Regions from separate parts of the Homo sapiens genome. Here region 1 is linked to region 2. Evidence: read pairs that join two places in POLR2A ChIA-PET (ENCODE). Cell type or tissue: PC-9. All regions are shown on one strand. Each heading gives the region's core, and the rest is flanking DNA. Links, peaks and the distances in the headings are about the cores only.

What was found. Peaks named below come from ENCODE experiments on the same cell type or tissue, not always from the same donor. Only the 100,000 strongest peaks of a DNase experiment are listed, where the experiment ranks them.
Region 1: POLR2A ChIA-PET joins it to region 2 with 15 read pairs; 3 of 35 experiments call an interaction of 5 or more read pairs at or near these places.

Annotation. Positions count from the first base shown.
Region 1 is chr12:92,427,792-92,433,030 of GRCh38, forward strand. It overlaps CLLU1-AS1 (CLLU1 antisense RNA 1), which reads right to left and starts at 5,208. Exons shown (of 3, transcript NR_144319.2): 1 at 5,119-5,208. CLLU1 (chronic lymphocytic leukemia up-regulated 1) reads left to right here. Exons shown (of 2, transcript NR_027933.1): 2 at 1,243-3,211. RefSeq lists an enhancer at 5,100-5,239. In PC-9, for the core only: no CTCF peak of the experiment used is centred there; no DNase peak of the experiment used is centred there.
Region 2 is chr12:92,255,601-92,261,103 of GRCh38, forward strand. LINC02391 (long intergenic non-protein coding RNA 2391) reads right to left here. Exons shown (of 5, transcript XR_007063404.1): 4 at 4,894-4,978; 5 at 3,663-3,746. Among named protein-coding and RNA genes, the nearest start is that of LINC02391, 110 kb to the right of the region's middle. In PC-9, for the core only: no CTCF peak of the experiment used is centred there; no DNase peak of the experiment used is centred there.

The DNA.
Region 1 (5,239 bases), core at 240-5,239, 170 kb after region 2:
AGTCCCAGCTACTCGGGAGGCGGAGGCAGGAGAATGGTGTGAACTCAGGAGGCGGAGCTTGCAGTCAGCCGAGATTGCCCCAATGCACTCCAGCCTGGGCGACAGAACGAGACTCCGTCTCAGAACAAAACAAAAGGAAATGCCAATACCAGCAGAAATAGAGCCAAATCATGAACATAAGCTAAACAAATGTTGGCAGTGTAGCCTAGTGGTTAAGAGAGCAGACTCTTAACTAGAACACTGCACTCCATGTCCTCACTGTAGACCCTCACTGTGGGGTTCTAATTAACCCCTGTTACTTACCAGTGGCAGTCTTAAGGCATTCCTTAAGTTCGTTGTGCCCCAATTTGTTCATCTGTAGAAGGGGTAGGATGACAGTAGTGTTTACTTTATAGGCTTACTGTGAGCATTAAATGAGTTACTACTGTATTTGTAAAGTGCTTAAAATGCTGCTCCAAAAGAGTTTGTTAAACACTTAAGAACTGATTTACTTGCATCTAAACTGACAGCTCTCAATAACTGGAAATGATCAAGCATAGGCCCTGGAATATAAGCAGGTCTACATGAAGGCAAAAATGTTCGTTTCTTTTGTTCAGCCCTGTGCCTAGATCAATATCTAGTGATCATGCTCAAGAAATATTGTTGAATGAATCAATGAACCTACCGAGGTAGTTACATAAAAGAGTTCTGCATGAGTACAAATCTGGGCAAAGTGACCTCCAAGGAAATTTCCACTTTTAGATTCTGTGATTTCCTTAAGGAACTGATAAATTGGTGTGATACAATGTAAAAAAATGTGCCTATATGATTTGAGAAAAACTTATTTTCTCTCCCTCTTTTTTCCTTCCTTCCTTCCTCCCTCCCTTCCTTCCTTCCTCCCTCCCTTCCTTCCTCCCTCCCTCCCTTCCTTCCTTCTCTTTCTTCTTTTCTTTCTTTCTTTCTTTCTTTCTTTCTTTCTTTCTTTCTTTCTTTCTTTCTTCTCTTCTCTTTCCTTTCTTTCTTCCTTTCTTTGTGCCTTTCTTTCTTTCTTTCTTTCTTCTCTGTCCTTTCTTTCTTCCTTTCTTTCTTTCTGCCTTTCTTTCTCTTTGTTTTTCTTTCTTTCCTTCTTTTTTCCTTTAAGCAGACCATGTCTGTTAGATGAATGCCTTTTTCTAGTTAAAAGGTTAAACAGGAAAGTGAAGCACAATTATCAAGGGTCTCCAGTCATCTCCACATGTTCTTAATCATTATCTTCTTTTACAGTTTCATATCTCCAGGCCTTTCATTGGGTCAGGTTGGCATTTCGCTGCCCTTTATGTGTGTGACAAGTGAAAATAAGGAAAGAAAAAAACTCAAGTGAAGAAAATCAGAATCTGCGCAGCAGTTCCTGGGCGTTTCAGCTGCTTCCCACATCACCTGCCTCATCAAGCCCCAGCATCCATCTCCTTGCTCATCTTACACCCTGTGTGCATGACAGGCCCACCATTCATTTATCAGAGCAAAGGCTCTCCCACTATTCTGGTTCACCCCCCTACTTAGCCAGATATACAAGAATATCTGCACGGATGACCTGCCTCACCTGGGAGCTCAGAGGAGCTCAGATTCCATTACTATCGCACCAAGGACAGATCTCCCAGCAAGAATGACAGAAAAGACTAACTGCCCCCAAAATCTCCCTTCCAAAACACAGTTCTCTTAATTCTCCCAAGAAACCAGAATGTGACTGCTCACCTCTCTAAGGACCTGAAAACAACTGGCCATTTCAGCTATTTAAATCAACTTTAAAAAATCCAACCGCCAAAATATTAAACCATTTTGGTTGGAATGATAACATAACTAACCTGCTGACAGCTGCTTCTGCTAGGTGCAAAAATGGAAAAAAAAATACTTCTAATCAGGTCAAATCACTCTACCTTTGGGATTCTAAATTTACTCATATTCTCAAAGAAATATATTCAGTCATAGTGGGGAAAATAGGATTATTCCTTTAGCTCGATAAGCAACCAGAAGTTCTTCCTTCAAATCTTGACATTTAATCAATCAGAAATTGATTTTTGGAAAACTGTTTCCTATGAAGCTATCTCTGCCTGAAGGATTTTTCTTTTACAATCCAGACTATAGAAGGAAATTCACAACCTGGACTTTCACCTCCATTGGTCAGAGTTTTACTGACCAATTCCCACCTCTGCCTTACACCTAACGGAAGTTTATGCCTGTTTTCTCTTCACATACCCCAACAGTTACAAATGGTTGTTATTATTAAGCATCTTTTATTTTGTGGCCTCTGATTACATGGTCCCCTAAATTTTGACCTAATCACAAAAGATTGGTAAAATTTCTTAACATATTAATAATATTTTGTTTATGTGTCAATATCTTAGCATGTATCAATTAAGACAGAGGTCTTAACGTTCTCTTTTTGAAAGAGAATATTAGGATTCAGAGATATTAAGAGATTCTCCCAGGATCACAGTTAGGTAACAGAGCTGGATTTTAGTCCAGGTCTGTCTACAGCTCTAACGTATATACACCCTTTGTATAACATGTCACGAATTCAGCATAAAGGGATCTTCAGTGATCTAAGTCAGGGGTCAGCAACCTTTTCTAAAAAGGACCAAATAGTAATATTTCAGGCTTTGTGGACCCTATGGTCTCTATCATAACTGTTCAAATCACCATGTAGTGTAAAAGGAGCCATAAGCAAAATATAAACTAACGAATGTGGCTGTTTTATGGGATTTTTTTTTAACTCTTTATTTACAAAAGCAGGTGGCAGATCAGAACTCACTTATGGGCCATAGTTCTCTGACCCCTGACCTGAGAAAATCTTATATTTATGGACAACATTTAGACTGTGACTTGCCAAGTAAGAACAAGAAGCTCTGTCAACTGAAGGTCAAGGCTGGAGTTCTGAAAGCAAAGAGCTGTCTGGTGTTAATGATAAGTGAAATAGTTAAAGTTAGAAGATCCCAGTTATAAGAAGCACAAAGAATAATGACCATAGACTCCTGAACAAGAATGTCTGGACTTCTGGCTTAGGCACTCTTGTTGTATGGTCCAGGCCAAGTTACCTAATCTCTCCAGGCCTCCATTTTCTTATCATTAAATGAAGATAATAAAAGTATTTTCCTCAGAGAGCTGTAAGAATAAACTGAGCTAACCCATGTCAAGCACATAGAATAGGGCCCAGCCTATATTAATTTATCAATAAATGCCAGCTACATATTAGTTCTCTATATTTTTATTCATTATCATAAAATGTTTATCTACAGATTGGCATTGTAAGGATGGAGTTAAAATTGTATGTATGTGAAGGGAAATTATTCCTGTTACTATTGATCTGCATCACATTACCCCAAATTTGATGGCTTAAAGTAACAACATTCATTTTGCAAACAAATTTGAAATTTGAGGAGGGCTTGTCTGGGAAGACTTGTCTCTGCCCTATGTGGTATCAGCAGGGGGAGGCTTGACGGACTGGCACATGCCCTTCCAGAATGGCCCACTCGCATGCCTGCCAAGTTGGTGCTGGCTCTTGGCTGGGAGCTCAGCTGGGGCTGAGTGCTAGGGTCCCTGGGAGGTTCCTTGTGGCCTGAACTTCCTCACCACAAGGCGGCTGCGGTGCGAGAGTGAGCATTTCAAGATAGAGCCAAGATGACACTGTATTACTGTGTAAGACCCAGCCTGGGAATTAATGTAGCCTCACTTCCATCCCACTCTATTTTTAAAAAGTGAATTATTAAGGTCACCCCATATTCAAGGGGATAGGAATTAGACTTCATCTGTATTAAGAAAAATGTTTTTAAAAATTGTAGACATGTTTTAAAATTCTAAAGTCCACTTACTGGCTGCAGATTATTTATATATACATGCAAGATACACTCCTACATTCTCTTCTTAGAAGGCTCAGTTGCAGGTACAGATGAAGCTCTTCAAGTGAGATTTCTTATGTATTTATCCTCTCAATCTGAAGACTTGTAAACTAAGAGACAAGTTATTTGCAACCTACATACGCAATATTCAATGGTAAAGTATACATAGGACAGCCACTACAGACACTCTTGTTTTAAATAGAGGAAAATGAGAGCACATAACAGTCATTGGCTCATAGCAACTCTGATATCCAGACAGCAAACACAAGCAGGTCTTTTTTTAGGTCTCAGTCCTACTGCCTGGATTCCCTACTGCTCTTGGGTCTTCCCTCCAGGTTCTTGGTTCTTGGACCTCTTTTCATTTAATACTATTTCTGTTCCTTTAAGTTCAAGCTGGCAAAATATGATTGTACAATTCTGTTTAAAATTCCAGGACTTCCTGTGATTCTTATTGGGGAATACTCCATTAGACAAGAATCTCTTTGACATAAGCCATTCTCTACCTGAGATCCCTGTAAGGCTGTGATGGGACCACATAACCTTAAAATTATTAGAAGACTCATTGTTTACTGAGAGAATATGCCTAGCATATGCTTAGATCCTTAGAGGAACTCTGTTTCAAAGGGCTTATGAGACATTACCTTATATCTTTCTAAGGTACAAACAAAAGGTCTTTGGCTTTTGAGTTTGATCTTTGAGCTGACACCTTTTCTTAATTTGAGAATCCCCTGCTCTATGGAGAGACTGACAAAGAGAAATAGTTTTATATTTGAATGTAACATCTTGGATCTTTAATAGATTATCTTAAAATTTTCCTGAAAATGTAACAGTTCCTTTTTTTAAAATTCATTCTCCCTACACACTTATTATATATGACTAAAAGAAACTCCCTGGCATTTTCAACATTCTGGTTAGAATTTTTCTTAGCCCAATCTACCAGTTTATTAGGTATATTTGTATTTTCCACGTCACTGTAGGTGACAATCTTGCTAAACTTTCTGCCACTACATAACAAGGATCCCTTTCTCCAGTTTTCAGTAACAATCTACCAATAGCCTCCTCAAGGTCTACCAAGCTTCTACTAAAAATCTCTTTCAGCCCCTTCCAACTTCTGCCCACCAACTAGTCCCAGAAGCAATACCCATGTTTTAGGTTTCATTATAGCAGCATCTAGTTTCGAGTTCTCAGAACCTGTTTCGATCATGTTTCACTGTTTCCAAAACATCCCAAAACAGTAGCTTAAGACAGTAACACTTATTTTGCTCACAGGCTGTACGGGAAGCATGGCTGGAGAGGTCTCAGGAAATATACAATCATGGTGGAAGGCAAAGAGGAAGGAGGTATGTCTTACATGGCCAGAGCAGGAGAAAGAGAAGGGGAAGGTGCCA
Region 2 (5,503 bases), core at 330-5,329:
GGCTGAGACTCTGGGGTTTTCTAGATACAGGATCACATGGTCCACAAACAGGGATAGTTTGACTTCCTCTCTTTCTATTGGGATGCACTTTCTTTCTTTCTCTTGCCTGATTGCCCTGGCCAGGACTTCCAATGCTACGTTGAATAGGAGTGGTGAGAGAGGACATCCTTGTCTTGTGCCAGTTTTCAAGGGGAATGCTTCCAGCTTTGTTGCAGGATCTTTTGAGGAGGCTTAGCAGATGTGTTTGGGAGCTATCCATTGGATGATATAAGGGGAAGTGGTATTCACTGGCTCCCACCCCACAGTGATCAAGGGTATTAGATCCCCAGTACTTTTGGATTGTGCAAGTGTGAGTGATGTGGACTCCCACAAACATCCAAAGCTGACTGTCAGAAAGTTGAGGTGAAGTATGCCAGCTTGCACCTGCTAAAGCTGGTCAAAACTTCATAGAACTGGTTGTCACAGCTCTTATTAGATAAGAGGGTTGAAAGGATTTAAAGTCTGCCCAAGAATTTTCTGGTATATTGAAAAACATAACAGCTTTTGAAACTAAAACAAACAGAGGTTTTTCACAGTGAGGATATTCAGTACCCAAACCAATATTGGATATCCAAAGGAGGATCTTTAATAAATAGAAAGCTTGGGAAATGGATTTGAAGTAAAAAGAACAGGTCCTAAATCTTTCTGGCAATGTGAACCTGGACAAGTTACTTTCAATTTTGCTGAGCTTCAGTGTCCTGATCTTCAGAAACAGGGATAAATAATATCCTCCTCATGGAATTCTTGAGTGCTAAATGAGATATTGCAAGTCATAGCATGGTTAGCATTTTGAAAAACGAGGACTTATCATGATAATTATTAGCAATCGATCAGAGACAGCACACAGGGCACTGTGGAGGGGCCCCTCCATTGTTAGGGGCTGTAGATTTCAGTTGGCCAGGACTAGAGGAGAGAAAGAGAACAAAGGTGGTAACAGCTGGTGGGAGCTAGTGGAAGAGATTTTTCTGGACCCTGGGGGACTACAGATTGTGCAGAACAATCAAAGCCAAGTTGGGGGTTGGCAGTCAGAGATCACACTGAGGCCAGAGGTCAAGTGTGGTTACCCCTGGTCAAAAGCTAGGAAATAGAAACCTCAAGCTGGAGGTCAAATCCCTGCCAAGGGTCAAAGGCAGGCAAATGGTCATGCCAGTAGATGCACAGCTCCATTAGAGGCCTTCCTTGTCAGGAAGCTTATTGTGGATTCCCTGCTACCCTGAAACAATAGCTGATTTCCTAGGGGTGGTTAGCCAGGTTTCTGAGAAATCAAAGATGCATAGCCTTGCAAATGATCATGCAGCAGTTAACAGAAAAGTTCTAACTGAAATGTCTTTATCATGTACTTATACCAAGAAGATATGTGCTATTCTCAAGGATGCGTACTACTTTGAGGAGTTCTTGTTTACAATGTTCAACTTCAAGGGGTGACTAATTTTTCTGATTTTGTTTGACTTGCCTGCATCTTTCTTCCCTGGTCCTATAAGTTGGTATTATGGCATTGGTATTATGATCAGAAATCTCTTGAAATAAGCTCCCTTAGCCTCATATGTCTAAATGCCTTATGTCTTTTTTTTTTTTTTTCAGGGTCTTACTTCATTGCCCAGGCTGGAGTGCAGTGGTGTGATCATGTCTCACTGCAGCCTCAACCTCCTTGGCTCAGGTGATCCTCCCATCTCAGCCACTGAAGTAGCTGGGACTACAGGTGCACACCACCATGCCTGGCTAATTTTTTGCATTTTTTTGGTAAAGATAGGGTTTCACTATGTTGCCCAGGCTGGTCTTGAATTCCTGAGCTCAAGCAATCCACCTGCCTCAACCTCTTAAAGTGTTGGGATTACAGGCATGAGTCACCATGCCCAGCCTGTGTTATGTCTTAAAATGTTTTACATTGTTCTACCCTTTACCAATTCCAAACATCCATCCACTCATTCAACCATTCAGAGATGAAATTACTTATTCATTTAACCAGAAAATATTGAGTATGTATCTTCTACATTACTGCCTCAAGGGATTGTCAGGGTAAACTGAGATAAAACACATAGGATATCTGGCAAATAGTACACACTCACTACAGGCTTAGTGCTGGCTTATGTACTTGTCTTTTATCATATGCTATATATCTTATAAAATGTTCCATACTTTTATTTCTCTATTAGACTAAGAGTTTACATGTGACATATAAGGAGATAGGTGTGTTGTGATATCTCATTGAGGTCTTGATTTCATTTAAAGGCTAATGGTGTTGAAGATCTTGTCATGTGCTTAATTTCTATCTGTGTATCTTCTTAGTAAGGTGTCTCTTCATATCTTTTGTCAATTTCCTAATTAGATGTTTGTCTTTTACTGTTAACTTTTGAAAGTTGTTTATCTATTCCACATACTAATCTTTTGTTGGCTATGTGCTTTGCAACTATTTTCTTCAAGTTTGTAGTTAGTTTTTCCATCCTCTTAGCAGAGTTGTTCACAGAAAAAAAGGCTTAATTTTGAGTAGGTCTAGTTAAATCTAATTTACCTATTTTTTTCTATTATGGACTTTGCTTTTGGTGTCAAGTCTAAGACTTGACTTTTTTGTGTGTTTTACATTTAAGTCCATTACCTATTTTGAGTTAATTCTTGCATAAGGTGCGAGAGCTAGGTCAAGATATTTCTGCTCATGAAAGCCCAATTGCTCCAGCACCATTTGTTGAAAATGCTATTTTTCCATCACTAAATTGCTTTTTCACCTTTGTCAAAAATCAATCGGGCATATTTTTGTGGGTCTATTTTTTGATTCTCTGGTCTGTTCCATTGATCTATGTGTTTGCCCTTTGCCAATACCGTACAGTCTTAATTACTGTAGCTTTATAGTAAGTCTTAAAATGAGGGAGTTGATTTCTCCCACTTTATTCTTCTTTTTCAAAATTGGTTTAGCTATTTTAATTCCTATGTTTGTTCATCTAAATTTTAGAAATAGTCTTGTCTCAATCTACAAAACTCTTGCTGGGATTTTGATAGGAATTGCGTTAAACCTGTATATCAATTTGAAGAGAACTGACATCTTCACTATGTCAATATTTCAATGCATAAATATGGTATGTCTCTCTCTAATTAGTTCTTCTTTGATTTCTTTCATCAGCATTTTGTATTTTTCAACACATAATTCCTGTATACATAAGTACATATTTTTTGGTTGATTGTAAATGGTATTGTATTTTTAATTTTGGTATTCATGTGTTCACTGTTACCATATAGAAAGACAACTGATGTTTCTCATGTGTGCTTTTTTGTATTCTGCAAACTTGCTAAACTCACTTATTGATTCTAGTGGGATCTTTTATTGTTTTGTTTGTTTGTTTATTTGCTTAGATTCCATGGCATTTTCTACACAGGAAATCATGTCATCTGGGAATAGGGGAAGTGTTATTTCTTCCTTTCTGAGCTGTATGTCCCTCATTACCTGCTTAAAATGTAACTGTTTTAAATATTTCCTCAGTATACATTTAGAACCACATAAGATGCTGTTATAATTTTTGCTTCAGCCATCAAACATGATTTAGAAGACCCAAGAAAAGAAGCAATCCATTGTCTTTAACCATATTTTTGCTCATTGCACACATTTTATAAATAAACATTTCTCATATTTTCTCTTTCTTCCTAACATTCGAAGGTCCATATTTTATTATTTCCTTTCTGTTTAAAGAACTTCCTTTTGCCATTCTTCTAGAGAAGGCCTGCTGGTAAAAAAAAAAAAAAAAATTCTCTTAGTTTTCCTTTATCTGAGAATATCTTGATTTCCCTTTCATTTCTAAAGAAATTTTCACTAGATACAGAATTCTGCATTGACAGCTCTTTTCTTTCAGCACTTGAAAAATGTTGTACCACTTCCTTCTGTCATGCTTTCTGATAAGAACTCCACTGTCATTTGAGCTGTTTTTCTTCCTTAGGTAAATTGTTGTTTCTCCGTCACTGCTTTCAAGACTTCTTCCTAGTCTTTAATATTTGGAAGTTTGATTATGATGTGCTTTAGATATAGATTTCTTTGGGTTTATCCTATTTGGGGTTAACCCAGTTTCTTGATTCTATAGGTTATATCTTTTGTCAAATTTTGGAAGTTTTCAGCTATTATGTCTGGTACTTTAGCAACCCCAAACTCTCTCTCCTCTTCTTCTAGCACCCCAATGACACAAATGTTAGATCTTCTGGTATAGTGCCACATGTGCCTGAGGCTGTTTATTTTGTTCCCAGTCTATTATATCTTTGTTCTTTGTAAGTTTATTTGTTTCATTTTTAAAAGGAGAGATGTATATACAAAAGTCAGAAGATAAAATATTTCAGATTCTTTCTGATGAATGAGATTAGTAAGCATTTCCTTTTAGAACACAACATCTATGAATTTCAGCCCAGGACTTCAGCCTGAACACAGACCAATCAGTTGAAAGCAGTTGGTACAGTCAGGATCCAGGTGCCCCAGAGAAAAACAACAATACATTCTTTATCTTATTTAAACCACACCACAGAGAAGGTACTACTAGCATTACCACTTTACAAATGAAGAAGATGAGGTTTAAAGAGAGGCAGAGTAACTTGCTAGAATAACAGCCAATTAATGGCGGAGCTAGGATAGAAACCGTGGGGCACCTTTGAAATTATGCCTCATAGACTTCCAACTACAGGATGCATTATTGATTAAGGGACCCAGCTACTGCTCACTGAAACCCATTGCTGGGAATACTATGATAAGTTTGTTCATTGATAATACGGGGTCCTCTGACAGCTAACTTTGTTTTAAGAACTCCTCAAGATCCTTGCCAAATCTCTCCTGGACTTTACTATAGTCTAGGACACTTCAACCCAACCTTCCCTCCCTCCCTCCTTCACCTGGGGTCAGACATGTATCACTGATGATAACTCCCCCAGGCTTTTCCAGCTTCCTCTCCCATTTTCTCCAACACTGGCATTTTCTCTGAAAAAAAAAAAAAAAATCCCTGTATATTTTATCCCATTTTATCATCTGTTTCATGGAGGACCCAATGAATACAATCAGGTAATTCGATGTAAGAGCCCAAGCTATTGAACACCACTATGAACGTGGGAAAAAGAGAAAAAGTGTTTCTGTGGGATTATTTGACATTTCACCGAGAGGAACAAAGAAAATATGTGGGAAGATGCTATAATTTCTTAAATGAAATGCAAGTGCAAGTTGTCATTAGTTAAAGTTCATACAACATGGTTTGCCCTGGGTTCTGCCTGTGTTCTGCCACTGGCCAAGGTGTGGATCATTTCTAATTTATCATTTAGTCTAATGATGGCCTTCTTGTGAGAAGTGCAGGCTTATCATTTTAATGTTTATAATACTTAACATAGCACGTGATTTATCAGGCATGTTGGTAACATTACAACTCCAAGTTGTTTTTTATCCAAATAAACTGAAATTTGGCAACAAGTTTGTAGAAATTGATGTAATTTGCACCCCAGCAATTATCCCCTT